2 separate regions of the Homo sapiens genome follow, and region 1 is linked to region 2. The links are chromatin loops, found by intact Hi-C in ENCODE. Cell type or tissue: GM12878. All regions are shown on one strand. Each heading gives the region's core, and the rest is flanking DNA. Links, peaks and the distances in the headings are about the cores only. Region 1 overlaps CLTCL1 (clathrin heavy chain like 1). Region 2 overlaps CLTCL1 (clathrin heavy chain like 1).

Region 1 (8,510 bases), core at 80-8,079, 41 kb before region 2:
AATGAATAATCTATTTATTTATTCCTAAAAATTGCTTACCATTATCAGCCTTCAGTGAGTTGTAATCTTTTTTTTTTTTTTTTTTAAAGATGGAGTCTCTCTCTGTCACCCAGGCTGGAGTGCAGTGGCGTTATCTCAACTCTCTGCAACTTCTGTTTACCAGGGTTAAGGGATCCTCCTGCCTCAGCCTCCCGAGTAGCTGGGATTACAAGCACGTGCGACCACGCCCAGCTAATTTTTGTATTTTTAGTAGAGATGGGGTTTCACCATGTTGGCCAGGCTGATCTCGAACTCCTGACCTCAAGTGATCTGCCGGCCTCAGCCTCCCAAAGTGCTGGGATTACAGGCATGAGCCACTGTACCCAGCTGCGAGTTGTAAACTTTTTACTGGTGGAGGGTCTTGCCTTGATGCCAATGGCTGCTGATTGATCACAGTGGTGGTGGCTGAAGGCTGGAGTGGCTGTGGCAATTTTTTTTTTTTTTTTGAGACAGAGTCTTACCCTGTTGCCCAGGCTGGAGTGCAGTAGTGCAATCTCGGCTCACTGTAAGCTCCGCCTCCCGGGTTCATGCCATTCTCCTGCCTCAGCCTCCCAAATAGGTGGGACCACAGGCACCTGCCACCAAGCCCAGCCAATTTTTTGTATTTTTAGTAGAGATGGGGTTTCACCACATTAGCCAGGATGGTCTCCATCTCCTGACTTCGTGATCCACCTGCCTCAGCCTCCCAAAGTGCTGGGACTACAGGCATGAGCCACCGCGACAGGCTGGCAATTTCTTAAAATAAGACATCAGGCTGGGTGCGGTGGCTTATGCCTGTAATCCCAGCACTTTGGGAGGCTGAGGCAGGCAGATCATGAGGTCAAGAGATCGAGACCATCCTGGCCAACATGGTGAAACCCCGTCTCTACTAAAAATACAAAAAAATTAGCTGGGCCTGGTGGCACGCTCCTGTAGTCCCAGCTACTTGGGAGGCTGAGGCAGGAGAATCGCTTGAATCCGGGAGGTGGAGGTTGCAGTGAGCCAAGATCACGCCACTGCACTCCAGTCTGGCAACAGAGTGAGACTCCATCTCAAAAAACAAATAAATAAATAATAAATAATTTTAAAAAAAGACATCAGTGAGGTTTCCGCAGGGATTGACTCTTCCTTTAATGAAAGATTGCTCTGTAGCGTGCAATGCTGTTTGCTAACATTTTACCCACAGTAGACTTCTTCCAGAATTGGAGTCAGTCCTTTCAGACTCTGGTGCTGCTTTATCAGGTAAGTTTATGTACTGTTCTAAATTCTTGTAGTAATTTCAACAGTGTTCACAGCATCTTCACTGGGAGTAGATTCCATTGGAAGAAACCCCTTTCTTTGGTCATCCCTAAGAAGCAGCCCTCATCTGTTCAAGTTTGATCCTGAGATTGCAACAATTCAGTCCCATCTTCAGGCTCCACTTCTAATTCTCTTGCTGTTTCTACCACATCTGCAATGACTTCCTCCACTGAAGTCCTGAACCTCACAAAGTCATTCATGAGGGTTGGAATACACTTCTTCCAAATTCCTGTTAATATTGATATTTTGATCTCCTCTCGTGAATCACGAATGTTCTTAGTTGCATCTAGAATGGTGAATCCTTTCCAGGAGGTTATCAATTTACTTCGCCTAGATCCATCAAAGGAGACATATTTATGGCAGCTGTAGCCTTTAAAAATGTATTTCTTAGGCTGGGCACGGTGGCTTCCGCCTGTAATCCCAGCACTGTGGGAGGCTGAGGCGGGTGGATCACAAGGTCAGGAGGTCGAGACCATCCTGGCTAACACGGTGAAACCCCTTCTCTATTAAAAATACAAGACATTAGCTGGGCATGGTTGGGCGCCTGTAGTCCCAGCTACTGGGGAGGCTGAGGCAGGAGAATGGCGTGAACCCGGGAGGCGGAGCTTGCAGTGAGCCAAGATTACGCCACTGCACTCCAGCCTGGGCAACAGAGCAAAGACTCCGTCTCAAAAAAAAAAAAAATGCATTTCTTAAATAATAAGACTTGAAAGGTGAAATTACTCTTTGATCCACGGATTGCAGAATTGATGTGTTAGCAGGCATGAAAACAGCTTTCATCTCCTTGTATATCTCCGTCAGAGCTCTTAGGTGACCAGGTGCATTGTCAAAGAGCAGTAATCTTTTGAAAGGAACCTTTTTTTTTTTTTCTGATCAGTAGATCTGAACAGTGAGTTTTAAATATTCAGTAAATCATGCTGTAAACAGATGTACTATCATCACGACTCTTGTTTTTCCATTCATAGAACACAGGCAGAGGAGATTTAGCATAATTCTTTTTTTTTTTTTTTTTTTTTTTTTGAGACAGAGTTTCACTCTTGTTGCCCAGGCTGGAGTGCAGTGGCACGATATTGGCTCACCGCAACCTCCACCTCCCGAGTTCAAGGGATTCTCCTGCCTCAGCCTCCCAAGTAGCTGGAATTACAGGCATGCACCACCATGCCCGGCTAATTTTTTGTATTTTTAGTAGAGACGGGGTTTCTTTCCACGTTGGTCAGGCTGATCTCGAACTCCTGACCTCAAGTGATCTGCCTGCCTCAGCCTTCCAAAGTGCTGGGATTACAGGTGTGAGCCACTGCGCCCAGTCAATTTAGCATAATTCTTAAGGGCCTTAGGATTTTTGGAGTGGTCGGTGAGCATTCCTTCCATTTAAAGTTACCAGCTGCATTATCCCCTAACAAGAGAGTTAACCTGTCTTCTGAAGCTTTGAAGCCAGGCATTGACTTCTCTCTTGCTTGAGTCCTAAATGGCATCTTTTTCCAGTAGGAGGTTGTTTCTTCTCCATTGAAAATTTGTTCATCAATGATCTTAGCTAGGTCGTCTGGAGAACTTGACACAGCTTCTGCATCAGAACTTGCTGCTTCACCTTGCCGTTTTATGCTATGGAGATGGCTTCTTTCATTAAACCTCATGAATCAACCTCTGCTAGCTTCAGACTTCTGCAACTTCTTCACCTCTCTCAGCCTTCATGGAATTGCAGAGAGTTAGGGCCTTGCTGTGGATTAGGCTTTGGCTTAAGGGATTGTTCTGGCTGCTTAGATCTTCTATCCAGGCCACTACAACTTTGTCCATATCAGCAGTAAGGCTGTTTGTTTTCTTATCATTAATGTGTTCACTGAAATAGCACTTTTAATTTCCTTAAATAACTTTTCCTTTGTGTTCACAAGTTGGCTAACTGGTGCAAGAGACCTAACCTTCAGTCTGCCTTGGCTTTTGACATGCCTTCCTCACAAAGCCTAATCATTCCTAACTTTTGACTTAAAGTGAGAGACGTAGGACTCTTCCTTTCACTTTCACTTTCCTTTAGCAAGGAAGGTTGTTAAATGGCCTAATTTCAATATTGTTGTGTCTCAGGGAATAAGGAGGCCTGAAGAGAGGAAGAGGGACTAGGGCATGGCCAGTCAGTGGAGCAGTTAGAACACACACATTTATTAAGTCCACTATCTTATATGTGTGTGGTTCATGGTGACACAAAACAATTACTGTAATAACATGAAAGATCACTGATCACAGAGCAGTATAACAAATATAATAATGAAAAAGTTTGAAATATCATGAGAATTACCAAAGTGTGACCCAGAGACAGGAAGTGAGCACATGCTGTTGGAAAAATGATACCAATAGACTTGCTTGATGGAAGATTGCCGCAAACCTTTGATTTTTTTTGTTGTTGTTGTTCACAAAACAAAAAAAACGCCTGTAATCCCAGCACTTTGGGAGGCCGAGGCGGGCAGATCACCTGAGGTCAGGAGTTCGAGACCAGCCTGGCCAACATGGTAAAACCCCGTCTCTACTAAAAATACAAAAATTAGTCGGGCATGGTGGTGGGCGCCTGTAATCCCAACTACTACAGAGGCTGAGGCAGGAGAATCTCTTGAACCTGAGAGGCAGAGGTGGCAGTGAGCCAAGATCATGCCATTGCACTCCAGCCTGGGCAACAAGAGCGAAACGCTGTCTCAAACAAAACAAAACAACAAAACAAGTGCAATATCTGCAAGACACAATAAAACAAAGTGTAATAAAGTGAGGTATGCCTATATTTTCTCTTATTCTGTGGGTTGCCTTTTCTCTCTTTTGTGACCTCTGATGCTGTCCAATTCATTTTTTTTCTTTTATTGTCATATCCAAAAAAATCATTGCAAGATCCAATGTCATCAAGCTTTTCCCCTATGTTTTCTCTAAACATTTTATGATTTTAATTGTTGGGGTTTTTTTTAACCTGTGAACTTTTTACTGGCCTCCTGCTCCCCAAAGGGTACCCTGCTTCTGCTGGCTCAATTCCTCAGAACTTTGGTGTCGTTGGTCTCAAACACCACTTTGCCGTCCACTATCCTGCAGGTGGTGGTCTTTTGGATGGTTTGCATGGAGTTGCTGCTGTCTAGGGCCTCACCAAGATTGAAGTCCTCCCCATCTTCCAGCAGGCGGTGGTAGGTGGTGATCTCAGCCTCCAGATTGACCTGGATGTTCCAGGCCTCGTACTCCTGGGCCTGGCGCTGTCCCTCTGCCCAGGTCTGTGCCAGCTCCGACTCCAGGTACAGTAGGACCCTGTTGAGCTGCTCCATCTGCGTGGTATAGCAGGCCTCCACCTCCCTTAGGCTGTTCTCCAAGCTGATCTTCAGATTTCTCATCAAGTCCAGGCCAATCTCCAAGGACTGGACTGGACATCTCAGCTCTGTGAGTGTTATCTCAGCAGCTCTGATCTCGGTGGACTGCGTGATGACCACTGTGGTGCTCTCCTCAATCTGCTGGGATCAGTACCTGTCCAGCTTCTCTAGGTTCTTCTGAGTCAGCTTGTCATATTGGGCCCAGATATCTGCCATGATCTTGCCAAGGTCCTGATATTTGGACATCTGCCTCCACAGTCAACCCAAAGCTAGTAATACGGGCTTGTAGGCCTTTTACTCCCTCTTCATGGTTCTTCATGAAGAACAGCTTCTCCTTGAGAGTCTCAATCTTTGTCTTCATCTACAGCCCAGTGACACTGGTGTCATCAGTGACCTTGCAGAGCCCATGGATGTCGCTCCTCACAAACTGGTGCATGGCCAGCTCTGTCTCATACTTGACTCTAAAGTCAGCAGCAGCAAGATGGGCATTGTCAGTGTGCAGAACGATGAAGGCATTGTCCACAGAATTTGCAAAGATCTGAGCCATCAGCTTCTCAGTGGTCTTGAAGTAATGGCCCAGTCTCTGACCTGGGGTCTCTTCTTCTCCAGGTGCTCCCGGTTTTTGCTCTCCAGCCTCTAATTCTCAGTCTCCAGGCTCCTCACTCTGTCCAGGTAGGAGGCCAGGTGGTCGTTCAGGCTTTGCATGGTCTCCTTCTCATTCTAGATGCCCCCTATTCCTGCCAGACCCCTGGCCATCCCAGTGGCCAGGGCCCTGGACCCCAAGCCACCCTGGAAACTGGTGGAGCAGGACACAGAGATCTGGGAGCCCAAATCCCTTACATCTGCATAGATGCCGGCTGGACTGCTGATCAACCGGGTACTGTAGCTGGGCGGCTGGACGGATCCCAGGGACTGGTAGTTAGTAGAGAAGGTAGTGGAGTGAGTGGTGAAACTCATGCTGTCTGGGGAGGAAAGTGAGAGAACAGGACTCAGGTTCTGCCTGTGATTTTAGTTTTTATGTTTAGGTCTTTAATCCATTTTGAGTTACTTTTTGTATATGGTATAAGGTAAGGGTCCAATTTTATTATTTTGTGGACCCAGTTTTCCCAGTATTATTTGTTGAAAAGAGTATTCTTTTTTCTCATTGAATGGTCTTAGTACCCTTGTCAAAGATCATTTGATCATATATGTGAAGGTTCATTTTTGAGTTCTCTCTTATATTCCACTGGTGTCTGTGTTTCTATGCTGTTACCATACATTTGCTTACTTTAACTTTGTAATGAGGTTTAAATTCAGGAAGTGTGAGATCATCCAACCTTGTTCATCTTTATCAAGATTATTTTGGCTATTTGAGGTCCTTTGAGGTTCCATATACATTTTAGAATGGATTTTTCTATTTTTATAAAAAATGTGTTTGGGCCTATTGAGTTTTTTGAGGCACTTTTATCAAATCAGTGCATGCAGCTGTTTCTAGACTTTCTTCTGTTTCATTGATCTATGTGTCTTATGACAATAACATAGGTTTTATTAATAGCTTTATAGTACATCTCAACATTAGGTATTGTAAGTCTTCCAGCTTTGCTCTTTTCCAAATTTGTTATGTCTATTCTTTGTCCTCTGCATTTCCATATTCATTATAGCATCATTTTATTTTCCACCAAGCAAACAAAAGATGCTGGGCCAGGGTGGTGGCTCACACCTGTTATCCCAGCACTTCGACAGGCTGAGATGGAAGGATTGCATGAGGCCAGGAGTTTGAGACCAGCCTGGGCAGCATAGCAAGACCTAGTCTCTAAAAAAAAAAAAAAATTAAAAATTAGACTGGGCATGGTGGCTCGCGCCTATAATCCCAGCACTTTGGGAGGCTGAGGCAGGCGACTCACTTGAGGTCAAGAGTTTGAGACCAGCGTGGCCAACATGGTGAAACCCCATCTCTACAAAAAAATGCGAAAATTAGGTGGGCGTGATGGCATGTGCCTGTAATCCCTGATACTCGGGGGGCTGAGGCAGGAGAATCACTTGAACCTGGGAGGTGGAGGCTGCATTGAGCTGAGATGATGCCACTGCACTCCAGCCTGGGCAACAGAGAGAGACTGTGTCTCAAAAAAAAAAAAAAAAAAAAGATAAAAGAAAAAGAAAAAAAAAAGAAAAATTAGCTGAGTGTGGCAGTGCATGCCTATAGTCCCAACTACTTGAGAGGCTGAGGCAGGAGGATCACTTGAGCCCAGGAATTTGAGGTTGCAATGAGCTATGATTGCTCCACTGTACTCCAGCCTGGGTGACAAAGTGAGGCCCTGTATCTATTAAAAAGAAAGAAAGAAAGAAGGAAAAGGATTCTGGGATTTTGATTGGGATTGCATTGAACCTGTACGTAATTTATGGGGAAATGACATCTTGGCAATTTTAAGTGTTCTGATCCATGAACATGGTATGCCCCTTCTTTTATTTAAGCCTTTACTTTCTTTCAGGAATATTTTATAGTGTAGAGACTTTGCTTACCCTTTGTTAAATTTACTCCAAAATGCTATGTTTTGGGTGGTGGTATGAATTTTTTTTTTTTTTTTTTTGAGACAGAGTCTTACTCTGTCGGTCAGGCTAGAGTGCAGTGGCACAATTTTGGCTCACTGCAACCTCCGCCTCCCAGGCTCAAGCAATTCTCCTGCCTCAGCCTCCCGAGTAGCTGGGATTACAGGAGTGTGCCACCATGCCCGGCTAATTTTCGTATTTTTAGTAGAGACGGGGTTTCACCATGTTGGCCAGGCTGTTCTTGAACTCCTGACCTCCGGTAATCTACCTGCCTCAGCTTCCCAAAGTGCTGGGATTACAGGCGTGAGCCACCATGCCCGGCCTGAATTCTTTTTTATATTTCCAAATTGTTTGCTGCTAGTATCTCAAAATTCAGTTGATTTTTTTTGAGACCTGTTTTCACTTTGTCACCCAGGCTGGAGTGCAGTGGCATCATCTTGGCTCACTGCAACCTCTGCCTCCTGGGTTCAAGCGATTCTCCTGCCTCAGCCTCTCAAGTAGCTGGAATTACAGGTGACTGCCACCAAGCCCGGCTAATTTTTGTATTTTTGGTAGAGATGGGGTTTCACCATGTTGACCAGACTGGTCTCAAACTCCTGACCTCAAGAGATCCACCAGCCTCAGCCTCCCAAAGTGCTGGGAATACAGGTGTGAGCCACTGTGCCCAGCCCAATTGAAATTTTTGTAGGTTGTCTTTGCATCTTGCTGCACTCCTGTAGTCATCTATTAATTCTAATAGTTGTTTTGTAGATTTGTAGATTCTGCAGGATTTTCTTTGTAAATAATTATGTTGTCTGTGAGTTAAGACAGCTTTACTTCCTTTTTTGATCTTTATGCCTTTTATTTTTCTTGCCTTATCACACCAGCTATGTTATTCTCAGTATCAAAACAAGTGGTCAGAGAAATAATCCTTGCCTTGTTCCCAATCTTTGTGGGAAGCAATATTTTAATATTTTATGTTAGGTCTAAATTTTGTATAATTCCAAAATCAAAATTTAGTTCATTGCTACATGTAGAAACAATATGGATCTCTTGCCAGAGAATGGATGCCAAATATTTTGTCTAGAATTGTACTGCCCTATTGGACATTAGCTACATGGGGCTGTTTAACACTTAAATTAATTAAAGTTAAATAAAAGTATAAATTCAGTTCCTGAAATATCTTGCTAGATACATCTTAAGTGCTTAGTAGCCACATATAGCTATTATCTGCTGTGATGGATACAAATATAGAATATATCCAACATTGTAGAAAATTCCATTTGTCAGCATTGGTCTAGAATTTAAGACAAATTTGGAGAAGTTGGTTTAATGTGAAGGGATAGTTGTAGTCTTTCTTGAAAA
Region 2 (8,510 bases), core at 138-8,137:
GTTTTCTCTTACCCCTGGATTCTAGTGTCTGTTGTTGTTTCTGTCTAATTCTCCAGGACTGTCTCTATAGCTGGTCGTTCATGTACACATCTTAGATGTAGCAATGAGTTACTTGCTATTGGTACTGTGAAGACCTTGGGGGAAAACCTAACAGTAGAAATCAGTTTGGAAACCAGGTCCATCTTGGTCCCTAGAGCAACCTGAAGTCAATGGACTCTGAGATTTTTTGTTTCAGGAAACATCTGTCAGAGCCCTGGAGTTGCCCTCAAGACTTCCAGTGGTAGCCTTGAGACTTTACAGCACCTTCCTTCTTTCAAAGGCTCAAGCTGCTGCTTCCCTGGCTGGAGTCCCAGATTCAGGAAGGCTGTGAGGAGCCTGCCACTCACAATGCACTGGCTAAAATCTACATCGACAGCAACAACAGCCCCGAGTGCTTCCTGAGAGAGAATGCCTACTATGACAGCAGCGTGGTGGGCCGCTACTGTGAGAAGCGAGACCCCCATCTGGCCTGTGTTGCCTATGAGCGGGGGCAGTGTGACCTTGAGCTCATCAAGGTGGGTAGCAGATGTGCTGAGCTGCCCATGTAACCCTGGGCTCCCAGGGAAGCTTTCAAAGGTGTGCCTGTGGGGAGCTGATCAGGGCTTTCTGTGCACCTGGAGATGGCAGGTCATGAGATTATTTCCTTGTGATTCTCACAGCTTTTGGGAACTTGCTCATGCAATTTGTATGCATTGTACCTGTAGACCAGTTGGTCCTGAACCTGACTTATCATCCCTCTGCTTACAGTCCTTACTATTGCCTGGCAATTTGAGGGCAGAATTGAACTCCTTGGCCTGACTCGTGAGCTCCTCTGTGGACTGCCACCTTTCCCAACTCCCGAACTTGATCAGCCATCCATCTTGCCACCCCACCTGGAGAGGCCTGCAATTCCCTGGGTGCCTCATGTCCCGAGTACCCTTGTACTTCATGCCCCCTTTTTGGGGTAACCCTCTACACAAGCCCTTCCCCATCACCTGACCAATGAGCTCTTGCTGGCCTCTCCTTGAGACATCTGCCCAGGTCTTTTGCCTGCATCTGCCCAGGCTTGGATCCACATATAATTACATGTTTAGGTTGAATTGTATGAACTGTTCCTACCTAATCATTTGATCTAAAAATCCAGACATGAATAGGGCACCTGTGAGGTTGGTGCCACACCAGCCTGCTTGGGCTTTTCCTGTGATACACAGGCGGACTGCGCTGCATCCGCAAGCACGTGTGCACGCCGCTCAGCCTTGTGCCGGGCATCTGGCACTCAACAGATCTGATCCTCACCAGGATTTAGCAAGTGCTGCACACGCTAGAACATTCCAGTGGACTGTTGGTGTTTTGGAGATCTGTTATAACATTCAGAAAAAGGTCTCCAGATCTACCAGTGAAAGCACAGTTTACAGTTTTTAGATCTTGAAACATTGCAGTGTTTGTGCTGTTTTATACCAGTTCTAGGCTGTTCTGATAACATTTTACAGATGGTTTAAAGCTAGCTACATATGAGTACTTAAATTTAACTAAATTAAAAATTACCAGTTTAGTTCCTGTCACGCACCACATTTCAAGGGCTCAGTAGCCTCCCATGGCTAGTGGCTGTATCAGACAGAATGGGAGACAGAGCATGTCCCTGAATGCAGGAAGTCCTACTGGCCAGATATGTGGCACATCCCTGGGAGTTGTTGTAAACTTGGAAAGGGCATTTTGAGGTAGTTTGAGTCCATCGTTAACCCTGTAGGATGCTGCTCATCCCATGTCAAAGCATAGCGTCTTGCCTGGGCCCTGACTGTCCACCAAACCAGTATCAGGCACACAGGGAACGAATTGGGGTGTGTCCTCCCAAGCAGCTTCCGCTGGTTGGCTGCTGTGTCACACACATGAGTGTGCTCATTTCAGGTGTGCAATGAGAATTCTCTGTTCAAAAGCGAGGCCCGCTACCTGGTATGCAGAAAGGATCCGGAGCTCTGGGCTCACGTCCTTGAGGAGACCAACCCATCCAGGAGACAGCTAATTGACCAGGTGAGGCACAGAGATGGGTATGTCTGCACACCTGCATTTTGCCGTCCGATCATCATTGTGGCTCAAGTGACTGGTTTCATTTTTAATTTAAAACATCTTGGCTGAGGGCAGTGGCTCACGCCTGTAATGCCAGCAATTTGGGAGGCGGAGGTGGGTGGATCACTTGAGGTCTCAGGAATTCAAGACCAGCCTGGCCAACGTGGTGAAACCCCATCTCCACTAAAAATACAAAAATTAGCCGCACATGGTGGCACACGCCTGTAATCCCAGCTACTTGGGAGGCTGAGGCAGGAGAATTGCTTGAACCCAGGGGGTGGAGGTTGCAGTGAGCCGACATCGTGCCACTGCACTCCAGCCTGGGCGACAGACAGAGACTCCATCTCAAAAAAATAAATAAATAGGCCAGGCATGGTGGCTCACGCCTGTAATCCTAGCACTTTGGGAGGCCGAGGCGGGTGGATGACTTGAGGTCAGGAGTTCAAGTCCAGCCTGGCCAACATAGTGAAACCCCATCTCTACTAAAAATACGAAAACACACTGTGTGGCGCATGCTTGTAATCCCAGCTACTCAGGAGGCTGAAGCAGGAGAATCGCTTGAACCCAGGAGGTGGAGGTTGCAGAAAGCCGAGACTGCACGCCACTGCACTCCAGCCTGGGCAACTGGGTGAGACTCTGTCTCAAAAAAATTAAATAAATAAATAAATAAATAAATAAATAAATAAATAAAACATCTTAGTCCTTACGAACCTTCTCCCCTGCAGAAATAGCTTGCCTAAAAATAGCTTGATTCCCCAGGGTAAGCTGACTTGGAACTGTTAACTGGCCAAGGGCATAGAGTTGGCCCTTGGATCCAAAGCAGGGATATGCAGCCCAGGAAGAGAGTACCTGGTGTCATGCCTGCATGCTGGGCCCAGCTCAGCCCTCGTGGACAGAGGTGAAGTAGCTTTCAAGGTTGTCTCAGCTGACTTCCCTTTGTTGAGGTGCTCTTTATGCCCCTGTGACTATCCAGCACCTCCTTGGAGACTGGGCAGAGTGCTGGGGCCAGGGGTCATTATTGGGTATGGCCTGGCAGGTGGGAGTCTGCCTCGGCCTCTGGGAGGGCTTCCCACAGCCCTGTGGAAGAGCCTCCTCTCCAGTTATAGCCTCACAGACATTTGCAGATAGTGCCTCTGCTGCCCTCAGCACTGTCCCTAGGTGCTAGGCAGACTGTTTAGGGGTGGGGCAAGACCAATGTTGGAACAAAACCCTCGTCCAACAAGTGGCTTCAGCCCTGAGAATAGGACCAGTTAAAACTCCCACCTCCCTCATACACATTGCCAACCTGCTGGACCAGTGCTTTCGAAAGGCTTGAGGGCTGGATTTGACCTTTATCTCTACTGAATTTCATCCTCTCGTTTTCTGTCCACTGTTTCCTCAAGCCTGTGCCACTACTTTTTTAAATAAACTTTTTATTTTGAAATACTTTGAGATTTATGGAAGGTCATGTTGTTTTGAATCTCTGTTTCAACTTTGGACTTACCCATCCAAATCTAATAAAAATATTAAACAACACAATATTCTACTAGGGTTCTACATCCAGGTTCCCAGACATCAGACATTTCTCCAGGTATAGTCCAGCCACCTGGTACACCTTGAAGGTGACTTCATGTTGGTACTGGGGAAGGGCCACTTTAACACTGCACCATACCGGAGCCAGCGGGGGCCTCTTGTCTTCCTGTTTCTGGGTAGAGCTGCTGGTCTTTCATTATCTCTGCTGTAATTGGATATCTGTAGCCACCTCCTGGTGCGAAATTCAACTGCAATGCTCCTGTAATCCAGAGCGCATAATAACAGAGGGAGGCTGCTTTTAGTGTCTGGAGTGGAACCTCATTATGAAAAGTTTACTGAGAGCAGTGTCCTGAGGCAACCTTAGGTGGGGCATCCTGTATTGACTCAAACAGATGGTAGAAATTTATTTTTGCCCTTAAAACAACCTGTGTGTATTTATTTAAGTTGCTCCAAGGTTTTCTTTCTTTCTTTTTTTTTTTTTTTCTCTTTTTGAGACAGAGTTTTGCTCTTCACCAGGCTGGAGTGCAATGGCGTGATCTCGGCTCACTGCAACCTCCACTTCCCAGGTTCAAGTGATTCTCCTGCCTCAGCCTCCTGAGTAGCTGGGATTACAGGCACCTGCCGCCACGCCTGGCTAATTTTTGTATTTTTAGTAGAGATGGGGTTTCACTATGTTAGCCAGGCTGGTCTCGAACTCTTTTTTTTTTTTTTTTTTTTTTTTGAGACAGAGTCTTACTTTGTCACTCAGGCTGGAGTACAGTGGCGCGATCTCGGCTCACTGCAAGCTCCGCCTTCCGGGTTCCCGCCATTCTTCTGCCTCAGCCTCCCGAGTAGCTGGGACTACAGGCGCCCGCCACCACGCCCGGCTACTTTTTTGTATTTTTAGTAGAGCTGGGGTTTCACCGTGTTAGCCAGGATGGTCTCGATCTCCTGACCTCATGATCTGCCCGTCTTGGCCTCCCAAAGTGCTGGGATTACAGGCATGAGCCACCGCGGCCGGCCTCCAAGGTTTTCAAGAATTGACAGTTAGATGTCACTGTTGGAAGTGTACCTTCTCCTTTGGATGGACTTGTGCTGTGTCCTGGTGCCCCTTTCCCTCAGGCATACCCTTTTGGTTCCTTAGCTGCTGGGAGAGCTCCTGTTCTCAAACTCTTCAGCCTCCTTGTTGTAGTTACTACAAATTCCACAGAGGTAGAACTTTTGCATCTTATGGTACCATTGAGTTCACAAAGACTAGCAGAAAGGTGGACTGGACTGACCTTGACCCTAGGTTCCTTTAAGGCCCCTCAAGATTGCTAGGTGAAAGTTCATGGTCAGAGGGCTGTGTTAGCCATGAAAGACCGTCCAGAGCTGTCTCTTCCCTCTCATTGATACACGGCTGTTGCCCACCCCTGAGGAGAACCAGAAACTTGGCAAAAATATTAGATTCTGGAAGTCACTGAAGGTGCCTGGTCCAAAGTGCAAAGAGAACAGTGCTGGCGTTCCAAACTGCTGTTGCATGGGAAATGTACTCTTTGGAAAACTGTCTTTCCACCCTATTTGTAAGTGTTTTTGTATGTGAGACACCTATAATTGGAGGAGGGGTGGCACAGCCAGTCTTTTGTTGGTCTTTCCTTCAGATTGTGGTTCTGAGTGTCATCCGGTGTGAAGGCACGTGGCTCCACAGCTCTGGCTGTGGACTGTGCCACAGCAGTGGCAGTGCTCTCTTCTAGTAAGAGGCTGCTGGAAGCCCCTGCGGTGTCTTCATTAGAGAAGTGGAGCCATATTTGCTATTAGTGGCTTTAAGAGACAAATCTAAAAGGAGACATTCATTTCAAAATGCCTGGTGCACTGGTCATTGGAGCTGAGTAAGAGTCTGTAGCATATTTGATATGAGAGAAAAACTAATTGTCAAAACAGAGCAAACAGAATTTCCTGAAATTAACTTTGAAAACCCTTCCTTTGTTACATTAAGAAGTCTCCCATTTTCTCTGTGTCTATTCCAGACCATCTTGGAGGAGTCCTTCCCTTCTGTTTAGCTTCAAAGATACAGTCTTGAATTGACTTTAATCAAGTTCTTTCAAATGCTTTTTAAAACCAGGTGGTACAGACAGCATTGTCAGAAACACGGGATCCTGAAGAGATTTCGGTCACTGTCAAAGCCTTTATGACAGCCGACCTGCCTAATGAACTGATTGAACTGCTGGAGAAGATAGTTCTGGATAACTCTGTCTTCAGCGAGCACAGGTGAGGCTATGCCAGGGGTAGCTGTGGACACAGGCAGATTCAAAACATCTGCTTGATACTCATCTTCTGTTACAATCTCGTACCGCTTCACCCATCCAGCCTGCCCATTGGCTGCTCCCCAGACATGCCAATCTTCTTACCACCTCCTCTACCTCAATCTAGCCCTTCCCTTATTAGCTCCTGCCTGTCTCAGAGCCCAGCCTCAGTTTCACATTTTCTAGGAGCCTGCGCTCCTCTTACTGCTCTGGCCCACACTGTCCTTTAACACAATGCTCAGAGAAAGGGAGCTGGCATTTTATGAAGGTCTCATGTGGCCTAAGGATGTGTTGAACTCTTCAAATCATGGTGAACAAAGCTTGGAGAAAGGTGGCAGGAGAACCAGATCTGGGCATGTATCAGGGAAGACTTGCCCGAAGTATAATGTAGAAGCCAGATGAGCAGGAGCTGTGGCAGGGGCAGCAGCACAGGCCCGGCACTATAGAGGTGCGAGTGCGTGCTTCCGATGGACCGGCACTATAGAGGTGAGAGTGCACGCTTCCACACGGACCGGCAGTATAGAGGTGGGAGTGTGTGTTTCGGCATGGACCAGCACTATAGAGGTGGGAGCGCGTGCTTCTTTTGCATGGGCAGGCACCATAGAGGTAAGAGTGCGTGCTTCCGCATGGGCCAGCCACCTGGGGTTCCTCTCCACTTCAAAATTCACCATCAGAGATTCTGTGTCAGATTTTAATCAACTCACATCATAAGTGCAGCTGTAAAGATTTAGTTATGAGATTTATTTTGTAGGCCAGAAAGGCTATCAAGGGCTGTAGTATTATAGAGAGGAATTTGTGTGTGTGTTTTTAAACTTGGAGATGCTATATGGTAATGGCATATGGAATGTGAAATTATATTTAATGGAATCATAAACCCTGACTAATGACAGGATGCCAGGATTAAGGTGCCTGAGGTGGCTACGATATTCTGTCTTGCTGTCTGATCAACCTCCTTTGATAGTTGTTAGTTTGTGTGTACTTCCAGGCACTTACAGGTGGCTGTAGCTCTGCTGTCTTCTTAAACACTTGCTTCTCAAACATGCAGGTAACCTCAAGTTCGTGCTCTTCTTTCATTGATGATTTCACCAGACAGTTTTATGCGTAGGTAAAAATAGCCTTGGCTGGGCGTAGTGGCTCACGCCTGTAATCCCAGCACTTTGGGAGGCCAGGAGTTTGAGACCAGCCTAGCCAGCATGGGTGAAACCCTGTCTCTACTAAAAATAAAAATTCAGCCAGGCATGATGGCAGGTGCCTGTAATCCCAGCTACTCGGGAGGCTGAGGCGGGAGAATCGCTTGAGTCTGGGAGGTGGAGGTTGCAGTGAGCCGAGATGGCACCACTATACTCTAGCCTGGGTGACAGAGCGAGACTCCATCTCAAAAAAAAAAAAAAAAGCAAAATATATTATTTTTAGAGTATATACTTGGAAGAATATACTTATGACCTAATAAATTCTTAAGCCAGTCACAGAAACCAGAAACCATAAATAAACCTTTAGTGAAAAACCAATAAGACTGTATTAAACTTAAGCACTTTATCGTAAAGAAGATGGACAAATGAGAAGCTACAAATGCGGGGAAGATATTTGCAACACAACCAACAAAAAATTAGTAGGGAAAAGTTGTAATAAAAGACAAACACAAGCAACCCAATGAGAAACCAAGCAGAGAGCTTGAGCACACCCTCCGGTGAGAGGAAGGGCAGCTTGTGAATTCAGCCTCATCAGCCACCAAGGAGGCACAGAGTGAGGCCACAGTGCATCATCCGATGCTTTGTTACTCCTGCCAGAGCAGCAGGAACCCCACTCTCCTAATCAGTGCTGATGAGGATGTTGAACAGCTGGACCTCTGACGTGCCCCTGCTGGGAATGTGCGTTACATTTGGAAACAGTTTGGTGAAAAAAGATGCACACAGCCAGCAATTTCCTCTCTTCCTTATGAGCCCTAAAGGAACTCAGCTTATTTGTATGAGGAGATGTGCAGGGATACTCAAGACAAAGCTCTAAGAGCGATCCAGATAACCATCAATAAGTAGGCTGTAGTACAGTCATACAGTGGAATACCAGATAGCAGTAGAAATGAACACTGTACATGGATGACCCTTAGCACCCAACTTTAAAATTCTTTTTTATAAAACCACCATACAGTAAAAATGACCTTCTGGAAGGGGATGGGGAATGCAGTGCTAGGAATTTTAACACAAGTGTAGATCTGTAGAATCACCACAGTCGGGATACAAACAATTCCATCACCCTTTAACATTCCCTTGTGCTAGCTACCGTGTATATTATACATTCCCCCAAACCTCAACCCCCAACCCTGGCTACCACCCCGCCACACTAGTTTTGCATTTTCAAGAATGTCATGCAAATGGAGTCACGTGGTATAGACTCCTCTGTGACAGGCTTCTTTCACCCAGCGTGATGATGCCTTTGAGATTCATCCAACTTGGTGAGTGCATCGCATCAGCCTTACATTCTTTTTTGTCACTGAATGATATTCTGTTGTACGAATGTACCACAGGATCTCTTCACCCATCAAAGTACGTTTGGGTGGTTTTCAGTTTGAGGTTATTATGAATACATCTGCTGTGAACATTTGTGTCCAGATTTTTGTTTAAACATACCCAATCACATGGTATATGTACTGTTTAAGAA

What was found. Peaks named below come from ENCODE experiments on the same cell type or tissue, not always from the same donor. Only the 100,000 strongest peaks of a DNase experiment are listed, where the experiment ranks them.
Region 1: it touches region 2 in a loop (2.2-fold over the local background); 4 of 110 quality-filtered maps call a loop at or near these places.

What each region holds. Positions count from the first base shown.
Region 1 is chr22:19,254,607-19,263,116 of GRCh38, reverse strand. All of the region lies in intron 2 of CLTCL1 (clathrin heavy chain like 1), which reads left to right. It also overlaps the pseudogene KRT18P62. Among named protein-coding and RNA genes, the nearest start is that of CLTCL1, 33 kb to the left of the region's middle. In GM12878, for the core only: no CTCF peak of the experiment used is centred there; a DNase peak (open chromatin) is centred at 3,306.
Region 2 is chr22:19,213,421-19,221,930 of GRCh38, reverse strand. CLTCL1 (clathrin heavy chain like 1) reads left to right here. Exons shown (of 33, transcript NM_007098.4): 17 at 320-554; 18 at 1,924-2,046; 19 at 5,675-5,820. Among named protein-coding and RNA genes, the nearest start is that of SLC25A1, 39 kb to the right of the region's middle. RefSeq lists an enhancer at 3,476-4,213. In GM12878, for the core only: a CTCF peak has its summit at 3,832; a DNase peak (open chromatin) is centred at 3,856; H3K27me3 peaks cover 186 bases.